Regions from separate parts of the Homo sapiens genome. Here region 1 is linked to region 2. Evidence: chromatin contacts called from ENCODE Hi-C or POLR2A ChIA-PET data. All regions are on one chromosome and are shown on one strand. The core of a region is the stretch at or near the end of the contact, and the rest is flanking DNA. Distances in the headings are between cores, read along the strand shown.

Region 1 (5,231 bases), core at 2,615-5,114, 42 kb before region 2:
CATGGGAACACCTGGAGGTTACCACCCTTTTTCTGGAAATATCTGCATAATCTGCCCCTCAATTTGCATATAATTAAAAGTGAGTATAAACATTACTGTAAAAATTACTGAGCTGCTACTGTGGGCACACTGCCTATGGAGTATTCCTGCTCTACAAGGAGTAGTACCTATGCTGCTCCTGTATGCTGCCACTTCAATGAAAGTTGCTGTCTAACACCACTGGCTTACCAAGAACTTTCCCTGGCTAAGCCCCAGTTTTGGGGCTCAACTGCCCTGCATCATTTGGCAACCAATGAAGGGATAAAGGCAGTGAAAATGGCAGCAATGGATGGAGAGGTGAGATGGCAAGACAACAGAGTTGGTGGCAATCAGTAATCAGCTGAGAGGTGGTAATTGGTGAGAGACAATGACAAGAGATGGCAGTCAGTGAGACAAGTGGAGAAATGGCGAGAGATGGAGAAGCTGCAAGAGCTATAACACTAAAGCTGTAACAATAAAGAGCTGCTAACACTACAGAGCTATAACACTAACCAAAGGCTCTTTTCAGAGATATCATTTTCCCTGGCAGATGGTGGACCTGAGCAGATGAGCCAGTGGTCATAGTGCTGCTGTCTCATGTGAGACCCACCATTCTGACCAGCAGGCTGGTGGGTTACTGGTCCATTCCAGCCCCCATGTGGCAGCCAAGCCCACCTGTATTAGTCTGTTCTCACATTGCTATAAAGAACTACCTGAGACTCAGTAATTTATAAAGAAAAGAGGATTAATTGACTCACAGTTCCACAGGTTGTACAGGAACCATGGCTGGGGAGGCCTCCGGAAACTTACAATCATGGCAGAAGGCAAAGGGGAAAAAAAGCACATCTTCACATGGCCAGGAGGAGAGAGAGAGAGAGAGAGAAAGAGAGAGAAAGAGAGAGAGAAAGAAAGAAGGAAAGAAAGAAAGAAAGAAAGAAAGAAAGAAGGAAAGAAAGAAAGAAAGAAAGAGAAAGAAAGAAAGGAAGAAAGAAAGAGCGAGGTACACACTTTCAAACAACCAGATCTCATGAGAACTCACTCACTATCATGACATCATCCAATCACCTCCCACCAGGACCCTCCCCCAACATTGAGGATTATAATTCAGCATGAGATTTGGGTGGTGACACAGAGCCAAATCATATCACCATCCAAGCTGAGGAAACCTGGAGAGACCTTCACCCGGGTCCCACATAGAACATTGGTCATCATGATTTTGGCTACTGTGCATGAATGAGTGTTCCCTCCACCCTCTCCCACAATATTAGGTAAGCTGGGGAATAAAAGCCTTTGGCTATGTGTTCAGTTAAAAGTCGCCCATTGTTTGATTGCCCTGAAACACGTCCTTGTCACCCCTTCCCCTAGTCTTTTCTCTTATGACTTCATTTTGTTGCTCCACCAGTTGTTTTATTTTCATTTCTGCAATGTGTGTTTTGTTTGCACTCTTATGTTTGCTTTGATTTTCTGATAACTGTATATGGGCATTTGTTTAAGGCAGGACACTTGGTTGTGAGAGGCTCCCTATTGTGTTGACTCTGGGAAACCAGAGTCACATTGTTCTGTGACCCCAACTTGGGTTTGGGTTCACTGTTGGCCACCCCCTGGATGGATGCCCCTGGCATTTGGTGATGGGACCCTCACTGGCTGAAACTCTGGTACTCTGGGTTTTCAGCATTTGCATTTTCAGCTGCCTTCCAGATGCTCTGGGGTTTTCAGCATTGACATTCCCTCTAGGATTGTGGGTTATAATCCCTCGCCCTAGGGGAATAGTGATCTTGCCTTTTTCTGCCCTGAAGTTAGAAGTTATTATTTCCCTAATAGGCAGTCACAGACTCCTTCTTGTGTGCTGACTTGAGCAACTGTCTTGCTCAAACCTCTCTAAGCTGAAGGAACAGGGAGTTCCTAGGCTCCTGGCCTGACAGACAACCACCTACAACGGTAGAAAAGTGGTTGCCTGAACATTTATTTTGGTGTCTCCGCTGCTGGATAGGTTCTCCAGCAAGTCAATACCTCTGAGGTGTCCCCTTGGGTAATACTGTTTCCCTCTTCCCCTCCTCCCTTCCCATTCACCATTTGTTTAGCCCTCCTCTCTGCTTAACCCTCACTGTGGATTTTAGGCTCAACATTCTACTGTCCATTTGTAGCTTGTAATCCACTTTTGTAATGCCTTGCTATGTATACTTACACCTTCTCTGCAGGAAGTGAGAGAATCTAAAAGTGAAAAATAATGACTCAGTTGCTTTCCCTTTTGCTAGACTTAGGAAGACTTCTGCGTCCTCTAAAACTTCTGTATCCATGGGGACAATGACGAGCGTCTCAGAGGACTCACGACTAGGATGTCTTTTAGGCTATTGGAGCAAATTCAAATTTGGTTTAATGAAAAAGAAACTCATTTTCTATTGCAACATGGTTTGGGTTCCGTACAAATTAGAAAACCAAATTTGGCGTAAACATGGTTCTATATATTGTAATGATAATTTACAACTGGACTTATTCTGTAAAAAAGAAGGAAAATGGGAAGAGGTCCCTTATGTACAGGCTTTTATGACCCTTTACTGGCTCATGTTACTTCCAGGCACCAGACAGCTCCATCTGAGGATCCCCTCCTTGCTGGTTCTCCTAGAAGGCCTATGCCTTTCCCAGAGTCTCCCCAGTCCCCCAATTCTGAGGGGGGTCCTGCCAGTGCTCTAACAAAGGATTCTAGCTCAAGGTCATCAGACACTCCTCCCCCTCATCCAACTAGCCCCAGCTTATACCCCCATTTCCCCCAAAATAAGCCCAATCAATACTACCAGGAGTGGAGCCTCATATTAGCCCCTAAAGTAAAATCTGTGTCCATTGCAGGAGGTAGCTAATGGAAATGGGGTTACATGTGCCATTTTCTATATCTAATTTGGATTTATATGAGGAAAAATTTGGCCAGTTTTCAGAAAATCCAGAAAAGTTTATACAGGCATGTGTTATGTTGACCATGTTCTTTGATTTAACTTGTCATGACTTAGAAATATTGTTATCTGTTCGCTGTGCTGTGGGAAAAAAGTGGAGGGAAGTATCTGTGGTTAAGCCAGTCAATTATGACAGAGCTAGAAATATAACTCAGGTAAAAGACGAAAATCCTGTTCTGTTTCTGGGTCGTTTGATAGAGGGACTCAGGAAATATACCAGTGCAGACCCAGACCCCCCAGAAGGGCAAGCTTTCCTGGGTGTACATTTTATTACTCATCCTGCACCTGACATTAGGAGGAAGATACAAAAAGCAGCAATGAGACCTCAAATCCCAATGAGCTAACTCTCTTTATTTATTTATTTTTTTGAGACAGAATCTTGCTCTGTTGTCCTGGCTGGAGTGCAGTGATGCCATCTTGACTCACTGCAATCTCCGCCTCCTGGGTTCAAGCTACTCTCATGCCTCAGCCTCCTGAATAGCTGGGATTACAGGCACCCGCCACCATGCCTGGCTAAGTTTTGCATTTTTAGTGGAGACAGGGTTTCAGCATGTTGACCAGGCTAGTCTCAAATTCCTGGCCTCAAGTGATCCACCCACCTCAGCCTCCCAAAATGCTGGGATTATAGGCATGAGCTACTGCACCCAGCCCCTAAGACCCAGATCTTAGATGAGGACTTTAAAGTTTACAACAATAGGGACAGGGCAAAATAGGTGAGAAAACAAAAACAAAAACAAAAAATAGCCAAAAAGTGCAATCATTAACAGTTGCTTTAAGTCCCCTGCCACGTCAGAATTACCCATCCCAAGAAAGCATCACGAGATTGGCATCTGATATGCCCAGATAAGAGCCCTGACTCACTGGCCCACTGATTCACTAGGCCAGAATCAGCGTGCCCAGTATAAACAAAAGGGTCATTGGCATGAGAATGTGCTAACTGCCCCTGGTGACACATAAAAAAGCTCCCCATCACTATTAGAGCTAACCTTCTTTTACTAGCCCCAGTGAGCTGCCTCCTCAAGTAAGTTTATTGGGAATGTTGGACCCTTGGCCCAATGGACAGCTTCCCACAATGGCAGTTTTTTGACTCTAAGTCTCTTGGCCAAAGGAAATTCCAAAGAAGTCTAAAACAAACAAACAAAGAATTCAGGCCATGATGGGAAACAGGAGGTTGGACACACCTCCCTATGCCCTCTTTGAAATTTAGGCTTTGTTCACAAGGCCCTTCAAGAATATAGAAATAAAGTATCACCTCTAACCAGGAGACTTAGTCTTACTAAAAAGAAGGATCCCCTGAAGATCAATTACAACCCAAATGAAAAGGTCCTATATCAGGCTGTTCTCACGTAGCTATAGAGAAATACCTGAGACTGGGTAATTTATAAAGAAAGGAGGTTTAATTGGCTTATGGTTCTGTGGGCTACACAGGAAGCGATGCTGGCATCTGTTTGGCTTCCGGGGAGGCCTCAGGAAATTTACAATCATGGTGGAAGGCAAAGGGAGAGAGCAGGCACTTCACATAGCCAGAGCAGGAGCAAGATACAGAGGTTCCACACACTTTTTCTTTTTTTTGAGTTGGAATCTCACTCTGTCACCAGGCTGGGGTGCAATGGCAAGATCTTGGCTCACTGCAACCTCTGCCTCCCAGGTTCAAGCGATTCTCCTGCCTCAGCCTCCTGAGTAGCTGGGATTACAAGTGCGTGCCGCCACGCCTGGCTAATTTTTGTATTTTTAGTAGAGACAGGGTTTCACCATGTTGGTCAGGCTGGTCTCGAACTCCTGACCTCGTGATCCGCCCATCTCAGCCTCCCAAAGTGTTGGGATTACAGGCATGAGCCACTGCGCCTGGCCAGTTCCACACACTTTTAAATGACCAGCTGTCATGAGAGCTCACTCACTGTTATGAGTACAATACCAAGGGGATGATACAAAACCATTCACAAGAAATATGACCCCATGCTCCAATCATCTCCCACAAGGCCCCACCTCCAACACTGGGGATTACAATTCAACATGAAATTTGGATGGGGGCACAGATCCAAACCATATGAGGCCCCTATCAGATATTGTTAAATACCCTCACCACCATTAAACTTCAGGGAATAACTACTTGGATACACCTATTTGGGATTAAATATGTTCCTTATGAGTCACAGGCACAAAGGGAGGACAGCACAACCTACATGATATGGTTTGGCTGTGTCTCCTCCCAAATCTTATCTTGAATTGTAGCTCCCGTAATTCCCACATGTTGTGGGAGGAACCCGG
Region 2 (5,828 bases), core at 2,495-4,994:
AGTCTTCTATTTCCTTGTTGATCTTCTGCCTAGTTCTTCTATCCATTATTAAAAGTTGAAAGTCCCCAACTATCCCAACTATTATTGTTGAGTGGTCTATTTATCTCTTCATTTCTGTAAATTGCTTCAGGTATTCTGGTGTGGTTTTTTTCCTTTGTTTTTGTTTTGTTTTGTTTTTTCTTTAGACAGAGTTTTGCTTTTATTGCACAGGCTGGAGTGTAACAGCACAATCTTGGCTCACTGCAACCTCCACCTCCCAGGTTCAAGTGATTCTCCTCCCTCAGCCTCCCAAGTAGCTGGGATTACAGGTGTGTGCCACCACACTCGGCTAATTTTTGTATTTTTAGTAGAGATGGGGTTTCACCATGTTGGTCAGGCTGGTCTCAAACTCCTGACCTCAGGTGATCCACCCACCTCGGCCTCCCAAAGTGCTGGAATTACAGGTGTGAGCCACTGTGCCCAGCCCTCTGGTGCTCTTTTGTTAGGTGCATATATGTTTATAATTGTTATATCTGCCTGATGGATTAACCCTTTTATCATTATACAATGTCCTTCTTTATCTCTACTAACACTTTTTTTTTTCTTAAACTCTGTTTTGTCTAATATTACTGTGGCCACTCCAGAAAGCTGGCTATAGTAAAATCAGACAAAATGATGTATCTTTTTTCATCCTTTTACTTTCAGTCTATTGTATCTTTGAATCTGAAGTTTGTCTGCTATAGACAGCAAATGGTTTGATCTTGGTTTTTTAATTTCCATTTTAACAACTGTCTTTTATTGGATAGTTTAACCCATTCAGACTTAATGTTATTATTGATTTAGTTGGATTTATACCTGCCATTTTACTTTTTGTTTTCTGTAGGTCTCCTGTCTTCCTCGAATCTTCCTTTACCACTTTCTTTTGCATTAACTGAATATTCTCTAATATAGCGTTTTAATTTTTAAAATGATTTTTAAACCATATTTTTTAGTTATTTCCTTAGTGGTTGCTCTAGACTTACCATATACATATTAGCTTATCAGAATCAGCTTCAGATTTATACTAACTTAATTCCAGTGAGATATAGAAATGTTATTTCTATATCATTCTATTTCCTTCTCCATTTTTGTCATATTATTGTTATGTATGTTACAACTATACATCTGACAAACTCAACAATACATTATTATAATTATTGCTTTATATGAACTTATGTATTTTAAAGAAGCTGAGAGAAGAGAGGAGAACGAGTATATGTTAATAGGTTTTGACCTTCTTAGATATCATTTTTAGATCTCTTCAGTTGGTTCCTATGGATTTCTTGTTGGGAGTAATTCCTTTGCTAATGTAATACTTAATGGTGTTCCACATTTCTCTGAGGCACTGTACATTTGTATTTAGTCTTTTCTTCTCTTGGTTATTCAGATTGCATAATTTCTATCAATTTACCTTCAAGTTTACTGATTCTTTTGGCAGTTCAAGTGTAATACTGAATTTTTCATTTTAGTTATTGTACTTTTGAATCCCAGAATTTCAATTTGTTTTAAAAATAATTTCTATGTCTTTGATATTTTATATTTGATGCAACATCATCATATCTTTCTTTACTTCTTTAATCATGGTTTCTTGTAGTTCTGTGAACATATTAATAATAGCTACTTTGAAGTCTTTGTTCAAACTGACATCTGGCCACTCTCACAAGGAGCTCCTAGTGTCTGCCTTTTTCTGGTATATGGGTTATACTTTCCTGTTTCCCTGCAAATCTCATAATTTTTTGTTGAAAACTGAGCATTTTGGATAATATATTGTAGCACCTCTGGGTACTATTTTCCTCTTCCCCATCTGGAGCTTTTTACTGATATTTGCATATTTATTTATTTAGTGATTAGCTAGATTATTTTAGTAAACTCTGTGCTTGCACAATGTGAAGCCTGTTATGTTGCTCACCAGAAGGCTCAGCCTTGGTTGTGCCCACAGTCACCTTTGGCAGGGCTTTCCTTGACTGTTTTTTTCCCTGACCATACCCAGCTGTTTAGCTCCACTAATTACCTGCTGATTGCCCTATTGTTTTCAACAATGCCCTGGGGCATAAATGATTCCACAGACAGATTTGTTCTAATCCCAGTGGGTCTCCTCCCAGCTTTCTCTGTCCCAGGTTGTCTCCAGCAAACTAGTGGGCCTACAGCTTAGTCTGCATCTCCAATGAATCTACCAATGTCCTCTCAATTGCCTTTCACCACGTGTGGTGTTTTCTGGCACTATTTCTGACATCAAATGTGTGGTGTTTTCTAACACCTACCAATTCTCTGATTCTCTGGCACCAACTGGGTGTCCTACAATTCAATTTAATTCTGATATTAATTCCTCAGAGTTAGTGCAGACCCTACAGTTTAAGGGCTTTTAAGTATAAGACTGCCCTCCACTTCAGATGGCAGCTGCAAATGGGGTGCCCAACCTACCCACACTTCAGCCTGGGCTAGTACAAATTTGAGGGTTCTGTAAACCAAAAAGTGACTGAGGCAGATCTCAATTGATTAGAGGTTTATTTTGCCAAGGTTGAGGACACACCTAGGAAAATGAAACACAAGTCACAGTAGGATTGGTGACCTGTGGTTTTCCCACAGAGGGCTTTGGGAACTTCAGTATTTAAAGGAGAAAGAGCAAGCAAGAGGGGAAGAAAAAAAAGGAGGATGGGTAGGCAATGAGGCAAGTGGTTACATTCTTGTGAGGCTCTGATTAGCACTCAGTGAATCTACATTTTACATGTAAAAAGAAAGGAGTAGAGGAAAAGTCAATTATGCATTCATCTCATGCTCAGTACATCTACATTTTACATAAGATAAAGTAAGCATGTGAAATTACAGCTATTTGGGAACAAATGGAAGGCAGTTTTTGGATGACTCAGTTCCCAAGCTTAATTTCCCTTTTGCCATAGTGAGTTTGGGGTCCTGAGAGTCTATTTTTTATTCACAGTTCTCATGACTCCCTTCTTGAGTTCAGTAATTTACTGGAATGACTCACAGAACTTAGAAAAGTGCTTTGCTTACTATTACCAGTTTATTGTAAAGGATACAACTCAGGAAGAGCCTAATGGAAGACATGCATAAGGTAAGATATGGGGTATATTTGGCACAGAGCTTCCATGCCTTTTCTGGGTGCTCCATCTGATCAGTACATCAATGTATTCCCAACCCAGAAGCTCCCGAGCCCCATCATTTAGGGATTTTAATGGAGGTTTTATCGTATAGGAATGATTTATGTAATCATTGGCCACTGGTAATTGAACTCAATTTTTATCCCCTCTCCAATCCCTGGAGGTCAGGAGCAAGGCAGAAAGTTCCCATCCTGTAATCATGTATTTGGTCTTTCTGGTGTCCAGTCCCCATCCTGAAGCTATCTAGGGGTCTTACCCTAAGTCACCTCATTAGCATAAATTCAGGAGTAGTCAAAAGGGGCTCATTATGAATAACAAAAGACACTCCTATCATTCAGAAAATCCCAAAGGTTTTAGGAGCTCTGTGCCAGGAACTGGGGACATTGACCAAATATATACTGTAATATATATTTTAATATATCATGCACCAGAGCCTCCACTGTTTTTGAGAGCTCCCTTGAACTTGGACTTCTCCATATTCTGTTGCAAATGAATTCCTTTCCTTTGGGAAAAAATTTAGAACTCTCCATTTTACATCCTGCTTCCCTCCCTTCCCTCAGGCAAAATCTCTGAGCCATGGCTCTGGTATTTGTAATATGTATCATAGATTATCACAGTCTACCTTCAAATAATATGATAGCTATCTCTCAGTATACTTAGGGGATTGGTTCCAGGACCCACCACTCCCCAGGATATACAAATCTATGTATACCTAGGTGGGTCCTGGAGTTGGCTCTGCAGAACCCATCTTTGTGAAAAGTCAGCCCTCGCTATAGGCAGACTTCACATCCCACAAGTACAGTATTTTCCATCTCAGTTTGGTTGGAAAAATCCACATCAAAAAACACAGGTCAAACCTGTGTTGTTCAAGGGTCAACTGTAAATGATTTCATGGATAATCGAAGAACCCTACAACTGTGCATTCCCCCTCCCATCTTTTTTTCTATTGTTGTACGTATTAGTCAGGGTTCTCTAGAGGGACAGAACTAATAGGATGGATGTATATATAAAGGGGAATTTATTAAGGAGTATTGACTCAGACAGTCACCAGGTGAAGTCCCACAATAGGCCGTCTGCAAGTTGAAGAGCAAGGAAGCCAGTCTGAGTCCCAAAACCTCAAAAGTAGGGAAGCTGACAGTGTAGCCTTTAGTCTGTGATCGAAGGTCCAAGAGTCCAAAAACTGAAGAACTTGGAGTCTGATGTTTGAGGGCAGGAAGCATCCAGCACGGGAGAAAGATGTAGGCCAGAAGACTAAGCCATTCTAGTCTTTCCACGTTCCTCTGCCTACTTTTATCCTAGTCAGGCTAGCAGCTGATTAGATAGTGCCTACCCAGATTGAGGGTGGGTCTTCGTCTCCCAGTTCGGTGACTCAAATGTTAATCTCCTTAGGCAGTACCCTCACAGGCACACCCAGGAACAATATTTTGCATCCTTCAATCCAATCAAGTTGACACTCAGTATTAACCACCACATTGTACATTTTACTTCTACATATGTTACAAGCCATGTAACACATTGTTCTTATTTTTATTGTAGATAATTATTTCTCTTTAACAGCTTTATTGAGATATAATTCATATGCCTTATAATTCACCCATGTAAAGTGCACAATTCAATGGTTTTTAGAATATTTATGGAGGTGGGCAACCATCACCACTATCCAATTTTACATTTTCATCACCCCTAAAGAAAACCTTCCTATTACCATTTTTCATTCCTGCCCTTCTGCAAGCCCCATGCAACCACGAATCTACTTTCTCTATAGATTTGTTGATATGTCCATTTATTATAAATTGGATAATAAACTATGTGGTCTTTTGTGACTGCCTACTTTCACTTAGCATAATGTTTTCAAGGTTCATCCATGCTATGCCATGTATCAGTACTTCTTCCTTTTTATTGCCAAATACATTGTATAATATACCATATTTGTTTATTCACCAGTTCATGGATTTTTTTTCTATATTTTGGCTATTATGAACAATACTGCTATGAACATTTGTGTATACATTTTGCATGACTGTATGTTTTCATTTCTCTTGTGTATATACCTAGGAATGGAATTGCTGGGTCATATGACACATTATGTTTAACATTTTAAAGAATTGCCAATTTGTTATCCCAAGCAAATGCATTCCCATCAGCAATGTATGAGGACTTGTTTCTCCCCATCCTCACCAAAACTTATTTTCTATCTCTTTCGTTTTAGCCATCCTACTGTGTGTGAAGTGGTATCACTTTGTGGTTCTGGTTTACATTCCCTAGTGACTAATACAGTTGAGCTTCTTTTCATATGCCTATTGGACATTTGTATATCTTCTTGGGAGAAATATCTATTCAAATCATTTGCCCATTTTAAAATTGGGTTCTCTTTTTTTTTAATGGTTGAGTTGTAAGAGTTTTTTATATATTCTGGAAATTAGCTCCTTATCAAATGTATTATTTGCAGTTATTTTCTCCCATCTGGTGGATCATCTTTTCATTTTCTCGATGTTATCATTTGAAGCACAAAACGTTTCCATTTTCATGAAGTAGAATGTATCTTTTGTCATATATGATTTTGTTATTGTATCTAAGTAAAATTGCCTAACTCAAGGTCATGAATATTTATGCATATGTTTTCTTCTAAGAGCTGTATAGTTTTAGCTCTTTCATTTATATTTATGATCTGTGTTGAGTTCACTTTGATGTAGG

The links. A loop is a pair of places that touch in the nucleus more often than their neighbours do. ChIA-PET counts read pairs that join two places held with the same protein, here RNA polymerase II (POLR2A).
Region 1: a loop to region 2 is called in a map of PC-9, with 2.8 times the contacts of the local background. The contact joins two enhancer-like sites. A Hi-C loop is called at or near these places in 2 of 168 maps with a recorded cell type or tissue (CD14-positive monocyte and PC-9). POLR2A ChIA-PET finds 5 or more read pairs at or near these places in 6 of 52 experiments (A549, HEK293T, Panc1 and 3 more).

The regions. Positions count from the first base shown.
Region 1 is chrX:103,655,449-103,660,679 of GRCh38, reverse strand. No RefSeq gene overlaps it. Among named protein-coding and RNA genes, the nearest start is that of MORF4L2, 29 kb to the left of the region's middle. Within about 2 kb of position 3,864, at least 5 of the 41 ENCODE cell types and tissues checked have a DNase peak (open chromatin) inside an H3K27ac peak, as active enhancers do; they include PC-9, where a contact is called at or near this core.
Region 2 is chrX:103,613,092-103,618,919 of GRCh38, reverse strand. No RefSeq gene overlaps it. Among named protein-coding and RNA genes, the nearest start is that of TCEAL3, 8.0 kb to the right of the region's middle. Within about 2 kb of position 3,744, at least 2 of the 41 ENCODE cell types and tissues checked have a DNase peak (open chromatin) inside an H3K27ac peak, as active enhancers do; they include PC-9, where a contact is called at or near this core.